Linked DNA regions of Homo sapiens: region 2 is linked to region 1. The links are chromatin loops, found by intact Hi-C in ENCODE. Cell type or tissue: spleen. All regions are shown on one strand. Links, peaks and the distances in the headings refer to the core of each region. The heading gives the core; the rest is flanking DNA. Region 1 overlaps PRKCB (protein kinase C beta). Region 2 overlaps PRKCB (protein kinase C beta).

What was found. A loop is a pair of places that touch in the nucleus more often than their neighbours do. Peaks named below come from ENCODE experiments on the same cell type or tissue, not always from the same donor. Only the 100,000 strongest peaks of a DNase experiment are listed, where the experiment ranks them.
Region 2: a loop joins it to region 1, with 2.0 times the contacts of the local background. A loop is called at or near these places in 3 of 110 quality-filtered maps.

Annotation. Positions count from the first base shown.
Region 1 is chr16:23,971,177-23,979,513 of GRCh38, forward strand. The region is part of intron 2 of PRKCB (protein kinase C beta); the gene reads left to right. Among named protein-coding and RNA genes, the nearest start is that of PRKCB, 140 kb to the left of the region's middle. In spleen, for the core only: no CTCF peak of the experiment used is centred there; no DNase peak of the experiment used is centred there; H3K27ac peaks cover 998 bases.
Region 2 is chr16:23,920,396-23,928,732 of GRCh38, forward strand. The region is part of intron 2 of PRKCB (protein kinase C beta); the gene reads left to right. Among named protein-coding and RNA genes, the nearest start is that of PRKCB, 89 kb to the left of the region's middle. In spleen, for the core only: no CTCF peak of the experiment used is centred there; no DNase peak of the experiment used is centred there; H3K27ac peaks cover 857 bases.

The DNA.
Region 1 (8,337 bases), core at 222-8,221:
TTACCATCATTGTCACCATCTCCATCGATCAGCTCTAATCAAAACTGACCCATTGTCAACAGAAAAATTCCCTGTGGATGAAGTACATGTTGTAGGTGTAGCGGGCAATCGTGATCGCCATCAGAAATTCATATTGGGGTTTGGTTTACAAGTGTTGGCCTCTGGGAGTGTTTCCTACGTGCTCCTTCTCTCCTCCCCTTTGAGGACGGATGGTGTGATGGTTCCTCTCCATTTGGTCCCTCCTCTGGGACCAGCATTCTCCTGCCTTCTTTGTCCTACTCTGTGTCCCAGGAGGTAGACCCCTGTGGACTGTATCTCCTGGACTCCCTTGCTGGTTGACTTTTGTCTGAGTTAAGCCAAAGGGAGGTGGCAGCAAGAGACGAGAAGGTGGGAGGAGAGAGAGTTTGGGGTATTTCCACCTGCAGCTCCCTCTGTCCATCTCTGGCCCCGCTCTGTGATGCTAGCCCCCGCGAGGTTGCCCATCTCTCAGGGTTTCCTCTCTTACTTGCCCCTGTTACGTCATTTCATGGGACTATACCTTTAGCTTTAGGTGCAGAACAGTTTTCCACAGTTAAATGTCTTTAATTGAACATCTAGAATGCAAAACATATTATAAGATAATGTGTTGGATTGTTTTCCTTTAAAAAATGGTACAACCACTTTGCAAAACAATGGCAGTTTCTTATTAAGTTAAACATAGAGTTACAGTATGATACAGCAATTCCACTCCTAGGTATTTATCCAAGAGGAATTAAATTGTATGCCCACACAAAAAATGAATGAATAAATTAAGACTTATAAATGAATGTTCATAGCAGCTTTATTCATAATAACCAGATACTGTTAAAAAAACCCCAGAATATTGATCAGTAGATGAATGGATAAGCAAACTTTAGAATAATCATATAATGGAATATTATTCAGCAGTAAAGATGAACTAACTGCTAATACAGACACGTGCATGCGCGAGTCTCAAAAACATTATTTTAAGTGAAAGAAGGCAGACACAAAATAGTGCATACTGTACGAGGCCATTAATCTATATAGTAACAGAAAGTGGATCAGTGTCTACCACAGGCTGGGGGTGTGTACAGGGAAACTTTTTAGGTGGTGCCCATGCTCTGTATCTCAATTTTGGTGGTACATGCGTATAATACATTTGTATTGTCTTGTATCAAAGTATGCCTCATGAAGTTCAGGTATATGAAAATTTGTATTTGCTTTATTATATTTAAATATCAGAGAATGCAAAATTGTAAAAAGAAAAAGAAATCCTGAAAGTCCTTTTAACTAGAGACAACCACCACCATCCACATTTTATCTATTTCCTTTCAGTTTTTAATTTTTTCCTGTACTTAGGTTTTCCCCTTCACTGTCTTATTTAAATAAAAAAGAAAGCAAATGGAAAGTCTCCCATACGAAGGCCTTTTTGCTATGAGTTTACCTTGTCTAAGGGCATCTAGCATGATGGTGAGAAGGTTTTGTCTTGTATAACTAAAATGTATTGGGAGGAAATGAAAATGTTTAGCCTGGTGAAGGGGAAACATTGGGGAGAAAAGTGAGGGAGAGTGTGGTCTACAGTCGTGAGCTTTAAATCACAACCAATCAGCCAATTAAATACTGAGCTCCTGTTATGTGTCAGTATTAGGAAGACAGTAGTGAACAAAACATATGGCTCCTCTGATTTAATGGAGTTAACAGTCTGGGAGGGAAAGATATTTTTATTATTTGCAACAACAATAGTAATAGCTAATATTTATGATGAGCTAGTGCCTATTATGGTGTTAAGGTTTAGTTTTTTCTTTTAGTGTTTTTAATGTGTTGTCACATTTAATCCCAGCAACTCCATGAGTAGGTACTCTTAATTCTCATTTCATGGTTGAAAATAATAAAGTGGCTTGGAGATGTTAAGTCAAATGGGGTCATACAGTGAGCATGTTAAACCTAGACTGGCAGGTCAGGACGGAAGTGATATTTAATCCTCAGTGAAATGATTTTTTTCTTTTTAATTTTTATTTTTATTGAGACAGAATCTCACTCTGTTGCCCAGGCTGGAGTGCAGTGGCACAATCTTGGCTCACTGCAACCTTCACCTCCCGGGTTCAAGCAATTCTCCTGCATCAGCCTCCCAAGTAGCTGGGATTACAAGCACCCGCCACCACGCCCGGCTAATTTTTGTATTTTTAGTAGAGATGGGGATTTCACCATGTTAGCCAGGCTGGTTTCTAACTCCTGACCTCAGGTGATTCACCTGCCTCGGCCTCTCAAAGTGCTGGGATTACAGGCGTGAGCCACCGGGCCCGGCCTCTTTCAGTGTTTTTAATGTGTTGTCACATTTAATCCCAGCAACTCTATGAGTAGGTACTCTTTTTATTCCTACTTTATGGTTGAAAATAACAAAGTGACTTGGAGACATTAAGTCAAATGGGAACATACAGTGAGCATGTTAAACCTAGATTGGCACGTCAGGACAGAAGTGATATTTAATCCCCAAGAAAATAATATATTTTTTTTCTTTTTTTGAGACAGGGTCTCACTCTGTTGCCCAGGCTGGAGTGCATTGGCATGATCACGGCTCACTGCAGCCTCGACCTCCTGGGCTCAAGTGATCCTCCCACCCCAGCTACCTGGGTACAGGCATGCACCACCTTGCCCCGCTACTGTTTTGTGTTTTTGCAGAGATAGGGTTTTGCTGTGTTGCCCAGGCTGGTCTCAAACACCTGGGCTCAAGCAATTCACCTTTCTTGGCCTCCCAAAGTGCTGGGATTACAGGCGTAAGGCACTCTGACCAGCTGGAAATGATATTTAATCTGATATCTGAAGGATGATAGGAGTTAAACAAGAATCAAGTGTCAGAGACCAGAGATATGAGGTCTCATATATATATATTTGCTCAGGGCAGGGGGCTGGTTTTGGGTGATAATTAGGGGCTAGACTGAACAGAATTAGTGTTTGGAAGTGAGTGGTGGTGGTGGTGAGGGAGGAGAGAAGGGTGAGTCCCAGGGTAAGGGATGCAGGCACATCCTGAGAAATGAGGCAGAAGAATGAGAACTTGGCTTGGGGCATGTTCTGTTCATCTGAATGGTGGTGCTGAGGAGACAGGTGGACAGAGAGGTGTGGGGTTCAGGGAGGAGCACAGGACTGAGAGGGACCAGCAGGAATAGAATTCCTGAAGTCCCTTGGATTGACAAGATGCTTCAGTGAGAGAGAGTCCACAGGGTAGAGATCAGCACCTAGGACAGAGCCTCGAGAACTTCCTCTAGGATAGGGAAGGGCTGGAGAACAGGAGGAGGAGCCAAGGAGAGGAGGAAGGGGCCAAGAGGGCAGGATCAGGACTGAGGCAGGCCGACTTCTGCGCAGTTGAAGAACTCTAATGTCAGAGCTGTCCTTAGGAGGCAGAGAACCCCTCGTCCTGGAAGAGTGCAGGGAGCTGCTTGGTGACCATCCTTTGGGGATGTCATGGAAAAGATATTTGCATCAATCTGGGGTGAGATTAGGTGTCTGGATTGGTTCAGGTTCTTTTGTCATTTGTAAGCACACAAAAGAACTCTAGTTATCTAAAGGAAAAAAAAAACTGGAAATATTATGGGTTGGCACACGAGTGGTGCCAGGCCTCAGAGAGTACAGGGCCCAGGGTGGCTCTGGGGATCTGGGTGGCAGGAGCGAATGGATGACCTTCACAGGGTGACACCATCGGGAGGAATCAGCTCCAGCTGTTTTCTGTCCTTGTCCCAAGAATCAAATCCCAGGGAGAACAGTGTGATTCCCCAATGTTGTGAGGTTCAGTCATGTGCAAGGGGAAAGCCGGGCACCTCGATTGACAGCCCCACCAGGACTGCATACCGTGGAGAAAGGATGGCTTCCCAAAGAAAAACAACATTCCAGCTACCAGAGAAAAGGGAGTGGACGCTGGGCAGGCAAAGCCAACAGACACTTTTTGTAGTCTCCATGGTCCTGTGTATGATTCAGTGATTTTTGCAGTATTCACTTAGCAAGTCATTCCTCGTTGCAGAATTGTTGCTAGTGTTTTTCCTGGCTGGGGATTAAGCTTTTTCCATTTGCCTATTTTAGAGTGAGTTGGGGGCCTGGGATTGACACGCATTTGTCTCTGGGCTTCAAGGTAGCCCAGAGATTATGCCACCTCAGGAGGCACAATTTGGTGGCTGTCACTCCTTGTCATGTCAACAAAGGGTGTGGCTTGTGGCTCTGTGGCCTCTGCTTTACCAGCAAGGGGAGGATGCTGGTAGTAGCAAAGGGTCTAAATCGCTGTTGCATCAGCGAGGTGGATGTGCCTATCCTAAAGGCACCTACTGAGAAGATGCCCAAGTAACAGACACTCATGGGCACAGTAGACCTGTCAAACCTCATAGTTCCTGGCTGACTCTCTTTGGGTGACCTGAGTCACACGCCCACGCCTGAACACCCACTGAAACTCCTAGGTGCATTACGTCTTCTGCAATATCTAAAGGAATTAAGGGAAGGATGAAACTCTGTATCTCAACTTTCCTGAATTCACCAGTATGGACTGATGGAATTGAGTGCTAGTAACACCAAGCTCCTAAATAATAATAATAAAGGCTTACTTATAGGAACGTACGAAGCACAAGAGAAATAAGGGCCCCCACGGCCCACCCTTCAACTTCTCACATTTGGTTTGTTAGTCAGGACTCCTTTGGTCACAAGAGACAAAAAAAACAATTCAAGTTGGTTTAGGAAAAGAGGCATTTATTGGCTTGTACAGAGGAGTTGAGAGTTCTTTAGGTCTGGCTGGATTTAGGTGCTCCAGCATGGTCATGGGGCATCTCTTGGCTCAGCTTTTCTCTGTGTTGGCTTCATTCTCAAAAAAACTTTTCCTTGGTGATGGTAAAGATGGCAGATGCAGCACTTTGGGAGCCTGAGGCAAGAAGACCACTTGAGGCCAGGAGTTCGAAACCAGCCTGGTCAACCTAGTGAGACCCCATCTCTACAAAAGAAAAAAAAATTCAGGTGTAATGGTGTGCACCTGTAGTAGCTACTAGGGATGTTAAGTGGGAGTTGCATGAATCCAGGTGCTCAAGGTTGCAGTGAGCCATAATCGCACCATTGCACTCCACCTTGGGTGACAGAGTGAGATTCTGTCTCAAAAAAACCCACAAAAACCGCCCCCCCAAAAACGGATGGCAGATGCAAATTTATTCCCTACCAGTTTAACAACTCTGCTGGAAAATAAACCCTCTTTCCTAATAATTCCAGCAAAAGTCCTGAAGCTGATTCTCTTTGGGTGTCCTGAGTCACACGCCCATGCCTGAATCCCCACTGTGGCCCAGGTCCCATGTCCACCCTTAGAGCCAGAGGATGAGGGCAGCCTTAGCTGGCCCACACAATCAGTGAGCCAGTGAAGAGCGATTCCTCACAGGAGAAGCATGGAGGATGGGTGCTGTCAGGCAGAAACAAGACATGCCACCACACTTGGTTTTGGGGTTAGGCCTGCTTCTGGTCTGAGCAATCTGCTGCTGGATATGGCTGGTGAGTGAAGAGATATTGATGTGTCATCCCCTTAGACCATGGCATTGTGTCCTGCTCTCTGCATCTTTGGGGGCCTGATCAAAAGCGGGAAGTCATGGGGTCAAGGACAGTCTCCACGTGCCACCCAAACAGGAAGGATGTCCCCAGCAGGTGTTCTGCTCAGGGTCTGGCTCTCCCAGGGTTGTTACTGCAGAGGGAAGGGTAGGGGCAGCTTTCTTCTGGTGGATTTATTTACTTCTCAGGCCTGTTCTTTTCCTCATGTTGGCTCAACTGTTTTATCTTGCTTAGTTAAATAAATTTGGTAACATTATAAAGGAAAACAGTCTTTTCCGGCAGTTGCTGACCACTGCAAAATTACTGCTCTTTCTTTTGTTTTTCCTTTTTAGTGCTGGGCTGTGAATAAGCAAATGAAGTTTGCTATCTCTTCCTCCCCTCTTCCAGGAAGAAATAATCACCATCAGAACTTTAAGAGTTTCCCATAAGACTGGGCAAATTAGAGGAAGGACCTCTATACGGTGGAACAGATGCAATTGTGCAAACAGAATGGGGTTATTCTCTACATATGGAGATGGAACAGACCCTCCCAGATGTGTTAGTGTGGGGAAAAGCAGGTGGTGGAGGTGCGTTCAGAGTAGCAGTGTTCAGCTCTCCCAAGCACATTCAAATCACCCAGGAGCTTTTAAAACGTACTGATGCCTGCCCACCACCCTCTCCTCACAGCCCCATTAAATCAGAATCTCTGGGAGTGGGACTTGAGCACTTTTCATTTTAAAAGCTCCCTGGTGACTCCTGGGGAGCCAGGACTGAGAACTAGTGCTGTAGAATTGTATATGGGCAAAACAGCAGGGATCTAGATAAAAAAAGAAAACTGAAGTAGGGAATATCTCAGTCCGTACCTACAGATAGCCTCACACATGTGGTCGCGCATACAGAGAACGTCTCTAGAAGGATACACAGGAGACTGGAAAGAACGGTTCTCTCCAGTGATGAAGTACAGTGGTGATTCTCAACTGTATACTCGTTTGTAATGTTGGAATTTTGAAGCCACAAGCATAAATGCTCACTGTGTACTGAAAGCTGGCCAGACAGGGCTGTAAGATGACCCCTGAACTCTAGCTTGTCTGTGTTGGGGCCGGCTGCCCACAGATTCACACAAACCATCTCCCTGCCCGTGGTCTCTGCTTGCCCTCCTCTACTCAGCTGCAATGAGTGGTTTCCGAGTGTGGGAGAGACCAGAAGAGCTCATTCATTCATTCATTCGCTCACATTTTTAGTAAGAATTAGGTATAAGCCAGGCACGTGGTAGGCACGTGAATCTGATCTCACCTTCACAACCGTATGTGAAATTGGTGGTCTTATCTCCATTCTAAGATTGGGGATATTTTAACACAGAAATTCATACAACCAAGCTGTAAATATTTGAGGCCGAATGACCAGCTAAGAGAGCTTATAAACTGGCAGCACTTAGATGTGTTTGGATGGCCTGTACAGAACTTTTTAAAAAAATCCTATTTCACGACTCTGGACCAGTGAACCCAGGGCCACTGTTGGCTAGAGCTGAGTGTCCCTTGGAAGGGCATATGCCCCTCAGTTCAGCGCAGTCCCCCCATATCCCTTCCCTTCTGTGTCACACCAGCCTTGCATCACTCAGTCACAGGCCTAGCCTCTGCAGGCATTTGCGTTTGTCACCCCTGTGTTAAGGTAGGTAGGATGAGTGAACTGTCGTCTGTCCTGCAGGGATGCTGAGCTGAAGTGTCCTGTGGAATGTGCCATTTCTATTCCAATCTGGCCCTCTGTCTGCTGGCTGGAAAACCAAGCTCCTTTGCTTTAAGTTTCATTTGTGGACTGCATGGGATGGGCTGTGGGTATTGATTTGTTTGTGGAAAAGATGTGCACAATAGGGAATGTGTAAAATACATCATGGAAATGGATGGTTAATGCCGCCTGGCTGGAGTGTGGGGCAGTGGAGTGACAAGAGATGAGAGTCAAGTTAGATGGTGGGGTATACTGTGGGTAGATGCCGGGCTAAGCATTTTGAACTTTAACCTTTAGGCTACTGCTGTCCAATAAGACTTTCTATGGTGCTGGAAATTTCTTATATCTGTACTATCCAATGTTGTCTCCAGACGCATGTGGCATCAAGCACTTGAAAAGTAGCTGGCATGAATGAAGATTTTTATTGGCATTTTAGATTTTATTTAATTAATTTACTTTTACATAGCTCCATGTGGCTGGTAGCTACCACACTGGGCGCTGCAGATTTAGGCAATAGCAGTGGATGTGTTGGAGCAGGGAAATAATATCAAAGCTGAATCTTCAGAAGGTGATTTTTCCAGGAGTGTACAGGCCGCATGGGGTGAGCAGAAGTAGGTAGGGATAATATTGACACTTCTTAGCATCTATTAGGCACTTCTTGTGTCCACACACTGTGCTAAGATAACTCACTTATTCCTCATAACAACTCTATGAGGAAAGTACTATCATTGTCCCTATTTTATAGACTAGAAAATGAGACACAGCAAAGACAATGGGCATATTCAAGGTCACACAGCTAATCAACAGTGGCACACGGTGTAGAATCCAGGCAGCTCAGCTGTAGAGCTTGTACCATGAATCCTTCCATCCTGGAAGGAAATAAATGAACCTTCATTGAGAATATACCTTCTGCTGTCCCCTGGTGCTGGGCATTCACACGTAAAATCTCATTTAGATTTTTGTTAACACTCATGTGCCATTCGGTGGATTTAGATCCTTTGTGTTTATGGAAACTTGGGCTCATAGGGATGAGATATCAAGGCAACTGCAATCTCTGTGGACACCAGTTAAGGCTTT
Region 2 (8,337 bases), core at 197-8,196, 51 kb before region 1:
TTTTGTGGTTTTTCTGCAAATAAATTCTGCCCCCAAATAACCTCCAACTTTCTGGAAGCAGTCAGCAGGAGTACAGTTCTGAAGATAACTTTCTTTAAAAAAGGAAATTCATAAAATATCATGCATCTTCCTTTTTTGACACTAATGGAACAATTTAATGTAATTTCAGAGGGAAGCAGAGCCCCTGGAAAGGCTGGTGTGATAAGGGAAGGTTACCCAGCTTTCCTGTCAGGCGGTGTGTGGGAGCAGAGAGTGGCATTCTCTGCATACTCTTGGGGAGAAGAGTGGGTGAGACAGGCTGCTCAGGGCTGGGGCAGAGCCCAGGGGAAGGGGATGGAAGGGGAAGAACAGCCCTTCAAGAGTCCTGCAGAAATTGGTGGAAGTTATTTAACAGAAGTGTTCGGCTCCACCCAGCACATTCTGTTGCCTTCTACATACAGAGTGTGTTAGTCTGTTCTCATGCTGCTAATAAAGACACACCTGAGACCAGGTAATTTATAAAGGAAAGAGGTTTAATGGACTCACAGTTCCACATGGCTGGGGAGGCCTCACGATCATGGCAGAAGGCAAATGAGGGGCAAAGTCACGTCTTACATGGTGGCAGGCAGGAGACAGCATGTGCAGGGGAACTCCCATTTATGAAACCGTCAGATCACCTGAGATTTATTCACTACCATGAGAACAGTATGGGGGAAACCACCCCCATGATTCAGTTATTTCCACCTAGCCCCACCCTTGACATGCAGGGATTATTACAATTCAAAGTGAGATTTGGGTGGGGCCACAGCCAAACCATATCACAGGGTAATGAAGAATGTGTGCCCAAGTAGTAGAGGGCTTAAGAAAACCACTCTTGGGCTCTGAGTCTCTCTAGGTCTCAGTTTCCTCATCTTTCAAATGGCAATATTAATAAGACCCACCTCATAGGGATTGTGTGGGGTTTAAATGAGAAAAGACAGGTAAGGTGCTGGTACCTTATAAGTGATTAAGTTGCCATTAAGGTATTGGGGACTTAGTGCTTGTCCTTGAAGAGCTTTCGGTCTCGTGAGGAGACAGCCTGATCGTTATAAACTATTATAGAAAATGGGAAGAAATAAGGGTTGAGGTGTGATAAAGATGTGCTAGGCCAGGCAAGATGGCTCACGTCTGTAATCCCAGCACTTTGGGATTACAGGTGGGCAGATCACTTGAGGCCAGGAGTTCAAGATCAGCCTGACCAACATGGCAAAACCCTGTTTCTACTAAAAATACAAAAGTTAGCTGGGTGTGGCGGCACCCATCTGTCATCCCAGCTACTTGGGAGGCTGAGGCAGGAGAATTGCTTGAATCTGAGAGGCAGAGGTTGCAGTGAGCCAAAATTGCACAACTGTACTCCAGCAAGACTCTGTCAAAAAAAGAAAAAATAAATAAAAAAAGATATGCTATACCCTCATATCACAATAATGCCAGGAAATAGATCATTAATTCTGAACCCTAATTCTTGGGTGGGCATCAAGGCAGGCCTCACAAGAAGAAGGCATTTGAGTTGAATCTTATAGGCTCAGCTGGGTTCCAACAGCAAAGACTTAGGGAAAGGGCAGAGCAGGCAGGGGAACAGTAAGAGCAAAGGCTTGAAGGCATGGAAGTTCATGGGTAATTACTGACTGAGATGTTTGGTGTTATGGTGCATAGAACACTATCGGATGATAATGAAAACATTGAATTCCAGCATGTTTAGAAGGACATTGGCTGATAAAAATGACGTCTTAATAGTTATCTGTGGACAAATTTGTAAATGTAAAAGAGTTGTAGACTCAAATCCTACAGAAATTAGGCAGGAGACCTAAATGAGTGAAGTGGGTGGGTATAAAACAGAGGTGGTGGCAGGAACCCATGTTGAATTGAATAGTGGGTGTTTTGTTTAAAGGGGCACCAGTAGTAATTTTTCCTCTGTTGGAATATGATCCTAGGGCTGCCAGCTCTTCTACTTTTTCAAGAGAAGCCAGAAATCTGGATTTCATGCAAAATTTCTTGTTTTTCTTTTTATTAAAGACATGGTATGGACCAAAAAAAGATGTCTCTAGGCTAGATCTCTGCAACCTCTCATCTATACTCTATTTGCATTTTTAAAGACTATATGCAAATGTTATTTAGCAGAGCTACCTAGTTTTTTTGTGTGATGATAGCATGTGAAAGAGCTATGATACATCTTGGAAATGTCAACTTTGAAATATACAGTGACTGTGTTGGTCACTACAGAATGATCTCTGCAGAAACTTCAGTTACATTTTCTCTAAATGACACCTTTGCTTTGACAACACATTTTCAAAAAGAAAAATAGCAAACTACCCTTCCTCCAGGGCCTTAGCCACAGTAGCTCCTGCCAGCATAACACAATGCTGCACCTTACTGAGGGATCAGGAAATGTGGTTTGATTTATAATTATGGCTTCATGGGTAGAATGGTGGCCAATGTCCACATGAGCCACACTCAGTGGCTAAGATCCAGAGGGCATTTAATTTAGGTAGCCAGTGTTACAGACATAGTTTAGATTTTTGCAGCCTTGACCAATCTTAATAGATCTGTCTGTTCTTTAGAGTTACCTTTTTTTCCTGCCTCCTAGCTACCTACACCTTTTAATGCTAAATGTAGTTAGCTAGTGAATGCTGTTATTTGAATCTTAAAATTTCAGGTTGGGACAGAACCTTAAAATTCATGTATTTCAACCACCCTTTGTATGAGGCAGGAATCTTGGTTATGACAGGTGACAGAAAATTCAAACTAGCTTAATTCAGAAGGGAATTTATTGCCTTTATAAAACCAAAAAGTCCAAGGGTAGCTGCCTTCAGGTATTGTCTGATCCAGGGGTTTGTTATGTTTCCAGGACATGGTTTCCTTTATTCCATCTCTGCTTATGTATTGGCTCCCTTCTCAGATGGAAGAGACTCCCCTCATCAAGGTGAGATGGCTATGGAAGCTCTACTCACATTTCCTCTAGGTTCAAGTCCATGTAGAGAAGAGCACCTCTTTCTCTTGTTATATCTCACAGGCTCTAAATTAGCTACTAGGGCCAGTGAAAAAGCAATGTGCTGATTGACCACCCTTATCTACTCTTGGAGTTCCGGATGGAATTAACACTACCTGAATTATGTGGACCAAGAGTGGGAAAGGAATAGTTCTCCAGAAGGATATTTGGTATTGTTATTAAAATAAGGTTAATTGAATACTCACTGAACCATCTAATGCTTGAATTCCCTTCATAGCACGCCATTGGTGACTGTCCAATCTTCAGTTACTAACATGCTACCCCCAAAATGGTGTGTTTGTGCAGCTCTAATAATGACAGGGTTTCTCCTAATACTGAGATGATATTGGCATCTCCATAGTTCCAGACATTATTTCTGGTCCCAACCATAATCAACCTGTTTTGACACGGGTGAACATGTAAGGGAAGGGATTGCTCATTGTGGTCACAGAAGTAACCTACCCAATAGAAGCACACCAACTTGAAGCATGCTTCCATGATCACTGAGGGAGGAAAATGATTGGCAAGTCTCGTATTGGTCCTTGAAGCGCTCCCTATAAACACTTGTCACTGCCAAGCGTGTATCACTGGCCAAAGCAAGTCACATTGTGATATGATTAGACTTTGTGTCCCCACCCAAATCTCATCTTGAATTGTAATCCCCATAATCCCCATGTGTCTAGGGAGAGAACTGGTGGGAGGTGAATGGATCATAGGGGCAGTTTCTCCCATGCTGTTCTCATGATACTGAGTGAGTTCTCACAAGAGCTGATGGTTTTATAAGGGGCTCCTCCCCCTTCACTCCTCACTCTTCTCTCTCCCGTAGCCATGTGAGAAGGTCCAAGCTTGCTTCCCCTTCGCCTTCTGTCATAATTGTAAGTTTCCTGAGGCCTCCCCAACCATGCGGAACTGTGAGTCATTTAAATCTCTTTCCTCTAGAAATTACCCAGTCTCGGGTAGTATCAAGATAGCAGTGTGAGAACCGACTAATACGCATGGCCATGCCTAACTTCAAAGCGGCTGGGCAAGTATCATATTGCTGTGTACTTGGGAGGAGGGGAGAATCAGAATATTTGATCTGGCGACCACCACACAACTGAACTTCTCTATTTCTGTGTTCTTCTTGTTAACCATCTAGTTTCTGTTTCCTCTTGTGACACATATATTAATTAATTTTTCAATACCCAAACACAAGCCTCTAATATTTATCTTTGTTTAGTTACTTCCTAATAAACTAAGATATCTCTACATCCTGATCCTAAAATTCAAAGGCTCCACGTATACCATGGTGACTAGTTAATTCCAATATATTGCATAGTTGAAAATTGCCAAGAGAGTAGATTTTAAGTGTTCTCACTACGAAAAAATGCATATGTTAAATAGCTTGATTTAGCCATTTCACTATGTATACATGTAGGAAAACATCATGTTGTACACTACAGATGTATACAATTTTTACTTGTCAATTATAAACAACAACAACAAAACTGCAAAGTCTCCTTAGACCCACCCAATCACATGTTGTCTGCTCATTTAATGAGTAAATGCTATATAGGTTCATTCTGGACCTGGGTAAAATGATTTACGGACTGGGACCAAGTGGGAGGACCCTATTTCAATTCATTAGGTAAGGTCTTCCAGGTCAATATTTGACCATTGATTGGCACATCTGGGGTATAGTTATTTAACTGCCTTCTAGTTTACCTCAATATGACCCCTCAGTGGAGGGAAAATGGAGCACAATGACTAGAAGAATGTTGAGAGATGAGGAAAGAGAGAATGGGATGGAAAGAACATAAAATAGGAAAGCATTGACATTGTCACTTCTTGGCTATTTCTTCCTGTAAAATTTTGCCTGGAGTGCCCTACAATGGGGTCCCCATCCTCTGCCCTGATAACATCTTAGTGGATCACTCCTCTCTCCCTTTTCATTCTGCAGGACTTGCCCATTGGGGCTCTTTCAGACCTGACTGGTCATTGGGTATCTGTGGCCATGATAATCACTCTCTTCCTGGACGTGACCCTCCTCTCGTTAACCAGGATGCCTGTGTTCTTAAGGTTGGCCGTTTCCAAGGACAGAGAGCTTGCATCCCATTTCTAGGGGACTGGGGATCCAAGGACTCCATTCTTGACATTGTCTTGTCAGCCTTGAAGTGCCGAAACCCAGCATCCCTGTCTGAGGTCATCCTGTCTCTCTTCCAAACATGAGGACTTCTTAAATTTTTTAAAAAAAGTTTTTACTTGTATAAATTGAGAAGGCACAAGTGCAATTTTGTTACATGGATATGTTATTTAGTGGTAGAATCTGTGCTTTTGGTATGTCCATCACCCAGATAGGGTACCCTGTACTCATTAAGTGATTTCTTATCCTTCACTCCCCCACCCAACCCTTCCAAGAAGGATGACTATTACTCAACAGTCATTCAGTAGCCATTGGAGAATGACTATTATTCCATACTCTGTGTCTATGTGTATTATATAGTTCCCATTTATAACTAAGAATATGCATTATTTGACTTTCTCTTTCTGAGTTTTTTTTTTTTAAGATAATGGCTTTGGGTTCCATCCTGTTGCTGCAAAAGACATGATTTCAGACTGGGCATGGTGGCTCATGCCTGTCATATTAGCACACTGGGAGGCTGACGAAGGAAGATCACTTGAGCCCAGGAGTTTGAAACCAGCCTGAGCAACTTGGTGAGACTCCGGCTCTATAAAAATTAAATTAGCCAGGCATCGTGTTGTGTACCTGTGGTCCCAGTTTCTTGAGAGGCTGAGGCAGGAGGATCTCTTGAGCCCAGGAGTTCAAGGCTGCAGTGAGCTATGATCACACAACTGCCCCCCAGCCTGGGTGACAGAGTGAGACCCTGTTTTAGTCAGGACTTCAAGACCAGCCTTGCCAACATGGTGAAGCCCCATCTCTGCAAAAATACAAAAATTAGCTGGGCATGATGGCGGGTGCCTGTAGTCCCAGCTACTCAGGAGGCCGAGGTGGAAGAATCACTTGAACCCGGGAGGTGGAGGTTGCAGTGAGCCGAGATTGCCCCACTGCACTCCAGCCTGGGCGACAGAGTGAGACTGTTTCAAAAAAAATAAATAATAAATAAATAAATAAAAATAAAATCAAAGGTCTTACTCTTTTTTATGGCTGAGTAGTATTCTATTGTGTGTATGTATATATAGATATACATACATATACCACACACATACGTGTATATATGTATATATATGGTGGTATGTGTGTCTATATACACACAATGATATGTATATTAATATATATGTATATATAAATATATATACATTTTCTTTATCCAGTCATCCATTGATTGATGCTTAAGTTGATTCCATATCTTTGCTATTGTACTGTGATAAACGTATGAGTGCAGGCATCTTTTATATAATAATTTCTTCTTTGGATAGCTGCCCAAAATTCAGGTAAAAGATCTCAGTCTACAAGGCAGCTCCCAAGCTTCAAAAAATTGTCCTGCCAGATTTTTAAAAGCAAGTTTTCTCAAAAGCTTCGATGTATACATTGGTCGATTTATTTATCCATTAAAGTATTTATTGAATACTTCTTACTGCGTATGGTGGTGGTGGTGCTGAGGTGTCTCACAGTGAACACAACAGGCGTAGCCTCTGCTATTACCAAAATTATTGTCTGGTAAAGAATGCAGATGGCTAACCAGGCAGGTGCCTGTACGGTGAGATATGTGCTGTGATGGCTGTAAGCGCATGGTGTGAGCGTAGAGTTGGGTGCTTAATTGAAGGCATCAGGAAGGCTTCCAGGACTAAATGATATCAAAGTCCCACCTTAAGGATGACAGGTTTAACTAAGTAAAGGAGGATGTGGAAAGAAGGGGGAGAGTGCTCCAGGCAGAGGAAATAGTATATACAAAAGCACAAGAGGATTGAAGAACCAAAATCACTTTGGCATGGCTGGAATGAAGGGCATGTTTGTGTATTTTCAGGGTAGGGGATGTGTTTAGGGACAAGCTCAGAGAAAAGGAAGTAAGGAACCCTGTCATAAAGGGCTCATCTGTCCTATGAAAGAGTGTGTACATTTTATTCTGAGAGTACAGAGCCTTTTCTTTTTTCTAAGCATTACATGATTAGATTTGTCTTTTAGAAACCACTCTGGCTGCCGTTAAAAATGAATTTCACAGTGACAAGGCTGGAGGAAGGATCTTGGGTTAGGAGGCGGTGGTAGTAATCTAGGCAGGACTTGAGGACGCCTGAGTGGTGGTGAGGAAGGAGAGAGGTGGATGGAAGATTCAAGAGATATTTAGGGGGTGTTATTGAGAGAACTTAGTGATTGATTTGGCGTGGGAGGAATGAGAAAGTCAGGGATGGCTCCCTGGTTTCTGGCTTGGGTACTAGGTGCGCTGGTGGTGCTTTTGACAGAGATAGAACCATGGGAGGAGGAACATGTTTTGAGGGAAGGCTGTCTCCCTTTTAGACACCTAGTTGGTGTCCAAATGGCACAGACCAGTTGGCGTGTGGATATCTTGGGGCTTAGGGCGTGGATCTGGGCTCAGGGTGGAGATCTGAGCCTTAGCTGCACATCAGTAGTCATTGCAGTCATGGAGTGTGCTGGGGTTTTGCCAAGAGCTCATGTAGATTCAGGCGAGAAGAGAGGAGGGGCCCAGGCTGGGAATACTGGCTTTGGAAATACTCTTGAAATATATAGAAATGAAAGAATGTATAGGGCTGTTTCCACAGACGTTTATTTTTTATTTTTATTTTTTTGAGATGGTGTTTCACTCTTGTTGCCCAGGCTGGAGTGCAATGGCATGATCTCAGCTCACTGCAACCTCCACCTCCCAGGTTCAAGCAATTCTCCTGCCTCAGCCTACTGAGTAGCTGGGATTATAGATGCCCACGACCATGCCCGGCTAATTTTTTTGTATTTTTAGTAGAGACACGGTTTCACCATGTTGGCCAGGCTGGTCTCGAACTCCTGACCTCAGGTGATCCACCCACCTTGGCCTCCCAAAGTGCTGGGATTACAGGCATGAGCCACCGCGCCCGGCCCACAGACATTTACTGAGCAAGAGCTTGTGCAAGGCACTCTGGTATGCATGCAGTCGGGGACCCTCTGATGAATGGAACTCAGGCCTTGTATAAGGAAGTGACCTCCATCAGAGGGTGGAGACGCTGTCAGTGAACATCCATCACAGACAAGTGACTGAGCTAGGAGCTGGGGTAAGGTAGAAAGAGGAGGACAGTGGGCGATATGAGCTGGGAAATGCACCTCTGTTGGGGGACTGGGGAGGGCTTCCTGGAGGAGGTGATTTTGGTATCTAGTGGTTTTGTTTTGTTTTGTTTGTTTTTTTTGT